Regions from separate parts of the Mus musculus genome. Here region 1 is linked to region 2. Evidence: chromatin loops called from intact Hi-C (ENCODE). Cell type or tissue: gastrocnemius. All regions are shown on one strand. Links, peaks and the distances in the headings refer to the core of each region. The heading gives the core; the rest is flanking DNA. Region 1 overlaps Itga2 (integrin alpha 2). Region 2 overlaps Itga2 (integrin alpha 2).

What was found. A loop is a pair of places that touch in the nucleus more often than their neighbours do. Peaks named below come from ENCODE experiments on the same cell type or tissue, not always from the same donor. Only the 100,000 strongest peaks of a DNase experiment are listed, where the experiment ranks them.
Region 1: it touches region 2 in a loop (2.3-fold over the local background); 6 of 42 quality-filtered maps call a loop at or near these places.

Annotation. Positions count from the first base shown.
Region 1 is chr13:114,895,087-114,898,010 of GRCm38, reverse strand. All of the region lies in intron 2 of Itga2 (integrin alpha 2), which reads left to right. Among named protein-coding and RNA genes, the nearest start is that of Gm34845, 27 kb to the left of the region's middle. In gastrocnemius, for the core only: no CTCF peak of the experiment used is centred there; a DNase peak (open chromatin) is centred at 1,119; H3K4me3 peaks cover 1,220 bases; H3K27ac peaks cover 1,900 bases.
Region 2 is chr13:114,833,016-114,835,939 of GRCm38, reverse strand. Itga2 (integrin alpha 2) reads left to right here. Exons shown (of 30, transcript NM_008396.3): 30 at 1-2,859. Among named protein-coding and RNA genes, the nearest start is that of Mocs2, 16 kb to the right of the region's middle. In gastrocnemius, for the core only: a CTCF peak has its summit at 1,251; no DNase peak of the experiment used is centred there; H3K27ac peaks cover 2,500 bases.

The sequences.
Region 1 (2,924 bases), core at 181-2,680, 62 kb before region 2:
GTTCAAGGTGGGTGTTCTGTTTTGTACTCAGTTTCAACTTTTCTGAGGCAAAATATGTCTAAGAGAAAAAGCCGCCATCTATAATAGACTTTATTAGGGATGGTAAGGCTGTTTGGAGAGGAACACATCCACTGGCTATGTGGCAGTTGGACCTTGAATAAGACTAAAATAATAAAGAACTGACAGGGACAGAACAAGTAGGATCCTGGGAAAGAGAGTCATCCCCGTGGCTTCTCTCAGTATATACAAATTCAAGACACTGTTAAAAGGTATTTTTACAAGCAGATTACATTGATACTCTTGAGCTGATCTGATGACGTCAAAACCAGGGATATCAGATAATCAGATATCTAAATCCTGCCTTAGCCTTCCTATAACATTTCTTGTAAGCAGGAGACAACGGCTATTGGGAAACAAGGCTCTGCTCTATAATTGGCTAGGTTAGTGCCTTGGATACCAGTATGGACCTTTCTGGTAAGGTGCAGCTTTTAGCTAAGGATCTCACTTTTTTCCCTTTAACCAGTATCTAAACCCATCAGCCTGCACAGGCATACTGCAGCAGAGGGAGGAAAAGAGAGGATTCCTGTCTGTCTAAGGGGCTGAATCTAGGAAGGTAAAAAGCAGAAGGGAAGAGAGGACTGTGGGCTTGTCAGCCTGTCTGAATCCTCTCACTGTCTCAATCCTACCAAGAAAAGACATGGAACAGACTAAGCCATGGACAAAATTATCTAATCCACCATGGACTGGCCACTGTGCCTACGTGGGGTGCAGAAAATCCAGAGCATGGGCCCTGCCCTCTGGAGTGTGGAACAGTCTAGGAGGAAGATCTGCAGATTGGGAATGCTCAGATAAGAGGGCTCATTCAGTGCCAGGCCTTAAATCGCTGGTGCTTTTGTTGCTTCCCTGCCTCTACCGCTATTAACTCAACAGTAAGGGAACAACTTTCCTTTCCAAGGTCAGGGACAATAGTGATAGAAGATTTCCTCATGGCCTACGTCATTGGCCTGACCCAGTCAGTCTCCCAGGGGACAGCAAGCCAATGCTAGGCAGTCCTCGGTCAGTGGCCTTCACACCAAGGAGGAAAAATGAAGCGCGAGCCCTGGGCTCCAGAGCTGCCTGTTTGTTTTGACAATTGGCGCTGTGCCCTTCTCCACTTGTAATTTATGACAATTGCCCAGACGTTATGGAAGTAGCAGATGTGGGCAAACCGTTTCAACATTAACTTTCCTTCTGATACTAATGAAGTTAACTTTTGCTAGGAATTCCTTCAATAAATTGTGAGTGTTTGTTCTTGAGTCTGCACATCACACGCGCACGCACACGTGCACGCACGTACGCACGCACGCACACACGCACACACGCACGCACGCACGCACGCACGCACGCACGTCCTTTAGCTCATGGCTCTTTCACTGCTTATGCCGAAGCAGGTTTTGCCACCGTTTCCCTCCACTTAGTTGAACTTTCTTTATGATCTGTTTTACACGTGACTCCATCTCTTTTCTTCTAACACACTCAAGGTTCTAGTCCGAGTGCTCTTAAACTGTTATTTTAGAGTCCAGTTTGAGCTGTCCGGTGTGTCTTGCATTTCCAAGAATATAGGCATGTTTTACTTCCAGATCTACTAGATTTCAATGAAGCAATCTTGGCTATTTTAGTAGTTTTGTTTATTGGATTTTTTTTATTACACTCTAGACTCCTACTTTAATGATCTCATGACATCTCTTTATTACTTCTTGAGTTTTTCCCACTGTCTCCTATGAGCTGCATCCTTTCAAAAGCAAGGTGACCTCCAAGAAGAGCTGCCGTGCAGCCCTCTGGGTAAGAGTAACGTCTCCTCCTTCAGCGCAGCAGAGGCGAGCCAGCCTGCCTCCAGCCTGAATTTCCTACACCGGATGTTCAGTGTAGATGATGCAATCCTTATCACAAACAATCTGCAAGGGCCGGAGACATGTTTAAGATCATTTCCTGGAACTAGTTGTGATTTGCACTATTTCTTTGTGTAATCTGAAGGCTTGCCCCAAGAACAATCTGAGTTCATTCTATGACTCAGAAGCACTGTAACTAAAATCACTGGTTAGATGAAGACTAACTAAGAACGAGGAGTATTTCCAGTCATGGAAATGTATTTTCTTCTTTTGTCAAGGACTGGTACGTTTTACTTCCTTATAAAGAGAGAAGAACTATGAATGAATATAGCATCAGAGAGAAAATCTGCTGCATCTGATGTATGGGCACATTATTATTCTAATTTTTTGGTTAAGATAAATCTTATTAAAGGTCTTTATTTACTATAAGTGTGATAGCCCCCCCCCATAAATGTCTCTGTGGAAGAAATTTAAATAGAAAGGTCTATATAAGTGGGATTCAATTTTGTAACAGACATTAAACGGGTGTGTTATTGAATTTCCTATGCTTTAAATCGCTTTTTCCATCATCTGTTCTGGACATGAATCTGTGATACACACACACACACACACACACACACACACACACACACACACACATGCATACCACATTTGTGACTCATATTTGGAAGATGCCTGCTATTCTAGAGTGTTTGGAACATATCTTGGGAAATCATCCATGATCCCAAGACCTCCTGTCAGAGGTTCCTCCATGATAATACTGATTACTGGCTCCAGAACAAAGTTTATTTACAAGAGCAAAGAGCTTTTACACATATCCCTTTCTGGTACCCAGTCATCCAAACATTTCCCTCCATCAGAACATAGATGTAAGAAGGGCCAAGTGGCATAGACGAGAGGTAGTTGTTCACATTTTTAGGTACCCTATCATAAGCCAGTGTTGAGTTCTTGTCTAAAAGAGTTCTAAATGGACCCAGCATGATAGAATTGGGCATTTGGAAGGAAAAGAGATTGTCATAGAAACTGGTTACTTCTCTGTTGCTGTGGTAAAATACC
Region 2 (2,924 bases), core at 278-2,777:
AATGAATGTTTGTTGACAAGAGAGACAACCAGCATAGATTGTTTTTCAATTTATGCTGCTCCTCAAAGGATGCCACAGAGATAGATATCTTTAATTGATAATCTTATTTATTAACTAAGTTTAAAAAAAAAAAGACAGTAATCTCAGCTACCACTCAGGAAGCTGAGACAGGACCTGGAGTCTGAGGTCTCCCTGAGCTGTAGCATGAGTTCAAGGCTATCCTGGAGGATTTAAGGAGACCCTGTCTAAAAGCAAAGGAAGAAATGACCCCTGGGACTTAGCTTAATGGTAGAGTTCTTGTTTAGTGGCATCTTAAAAGAAATGAAGTAGATAAAAGGTATGCTTTCTTACTATGAGCATGCTTGAAATGCTCGGATAACCAAGAGAACCCTTTTATTTAACTAACCTGCTCCCCTTTCCTGCTGCCTCTGTGACAGAAACCCCTGCAGCCTGCCTTTCTCCCCGGCAGTTATCCACTTTCCTCTATCCACCGCCTACATCTCCTACAGCATGGATACCAACCCAACGCCACCCCTACACACACACACACACACACACACACACACACACACACACACAATTCCAGGTGTTGAGCTGAGAAAGTCCTCTGTTTATCTCCCACACCTGTGTGATTATACACCCCTAAACTTTAGGGAGCTAGTTTCATTTGCTGCTAAACAAGTAATTAAACTACACCTGAATTTGTAGCTGTTACCTGTTATATATAAAAATAATACATAAATGGAAAGGCTCGGGAGGGGTTGTAAGCTGGAGCAGCAGCAGAAATCACTACCTTGGCAGGAACATCCTCTGTACTGGGTTCAGGTGGGCACAACTCTTCAGCCCTAACTCTTGAAACTCTGGGTTGACAGAAGGGCCAACAGCCTACATTTTGACAACCTCTCAGGCCTTGTGATGTAAACAGACTCACTCCAGGGAGGAGTGGTCCTTTCCTACCGTTTGCCCCTCATTTCCCAGACTAGACATTCTCTAGAAGAGAGTGGGAACAGGGGGGTTCAGGGACAGCTGTAAAACTCACTTTGTCACACACTTTATGCAAAAAGCTTTGGCCTGGTCTCTAGGAACTTCATTGTTCTCCTTATGAAAGAGGAAGTCAGGGTTAGGGCTAGCCAGTGACTCAATCTTAAAAGCCACCCTTAAGAATTTCTACATCCTCCAAAAATAAGACCTAGAGATGTCAGAGAAAAAAACAACTTGTCCACGTGTGGATGGATGGCTCTGACTGCCTTCGTGCCAAGCCCCTGGGTGGCAGTCCAGAGCTACTTGGACCACTTAATGGCTCACTCCAGCCTTGATAAAGCCAAATAAACAAGGAAAAAAAATATTAGCTGTAAATGTCAGAGAGGTACAGCAAAAACAGCTTGGTACTCTTTTAGTTACGTGATCCAGATTCTTTTAACGGCTGTGTCATTCTAACCAAAATTTTAAAGGGTGCAGAAACCAGTCATTAGGTTGCTAGAGAATATTTCACACAGCATGTTAATTTATTGCACACTCGTGTGTATGTGTGTGTGTGTGTGTGTGTGTGTGTTAGCCTGGTTACAACTAAGACTCAGACACAGTCCTGTCAGCCATTTCTCAACCCACCCTCAGCGCTTTGAGCTTAGCAGTATTGTAGTATTGCCATTTTGAAGCAGACAGTTTTAGGAGAGAAAGGGCTACCTCACACCTTGCAAGGTTTTAAGCAGCCATCCCTGGCCTCTACTGACTCCTTCTCCCATGATTTTGACAATAACAAATATCCCCAGGTCTTACTAAATGACTCCTGTATTTTTCAAGGAATTTTAAGCAAAGATGTTTCTAAGAAATTATTGGGGGTCAGGTAGATTGTATTTGAGAGGAAATTATGTGGTCCATTCAACCACAGCTTTGCTTTATAGGACTCAAAGTTGTCAGGGTAAAATATACATCTCATAAATGGTAGATCACAAAATGTGATCTTAAGAACCTGAGTGGCTTCTTGCATGGCCACCACACGACAGCAACACAGTGACACAGTCTAATAAAGAAATGGGACTCACTTAAAAGTCACACAGCACTCATTGTAGCAGCAAGCTATGACCGTCTAACTGGGCAGATGCCTTTCTAGTTAGCAGTGTTATTTTTACACGACAGTGAAACTTGCCTCTTTAACTGTGAAGAATAAAGACAACTAGGCCAATTTACTCTAGTCACCTCAGTGATTATTCCTGATACATAGCTGAACCCGACATGTGAAAATCTCACTAAGATTTCATTGAACAGAAGGCAGGATTCTCAGCTGAGCTCCCTCATCTATCTCCATGCACACAGAGAACAACTCTACACACAAAAGGGACTCACCCTTCATGTACTTTCAGGAAGGGCGGAGCCATCAGCAGGAAAAACATCCAGAGGCAAAAGATAAACATGGGGGGAAAGTTGGAAGTACAATATTTACTACTTTAAAGTATAAAGACATAGCCATTGTGTAAATATATAGATTGTATTGTTTGTACTTGATTTTGGCAAAGGAAGCCGAGACGTAAATGTATATATTGCACAGCTGTATTAGAATTGTCTATTTTTTAAAGAGGAAACTGTCCTATTTCTCAACTGATAAGTACTCCTGGTAAGATGTAATATTTGCTGGTTTTAATTAAATGTGTCTTGTCATTTTTCTCTCCACCAAAAGTATATAAGATGGATGTATTTCCTTGTGTATCAACTTAGTGAATTTATCTGACTTCTTAAAAACAATCAAACTGTAGTAATTGACATAAAGAAAAGCCCAAGAGCCAGACAGAAACGTTTTATTTAACTGTAAATCATCCTTTTCATACCCTGTTGTTAAGTATCATTAAAAGTGTTTTGACAGTACGCTGCTCTCTCCTTGGGTTCTTACTGCAACACTACACATATCAGTACGTCTTAGGGACTGCTTT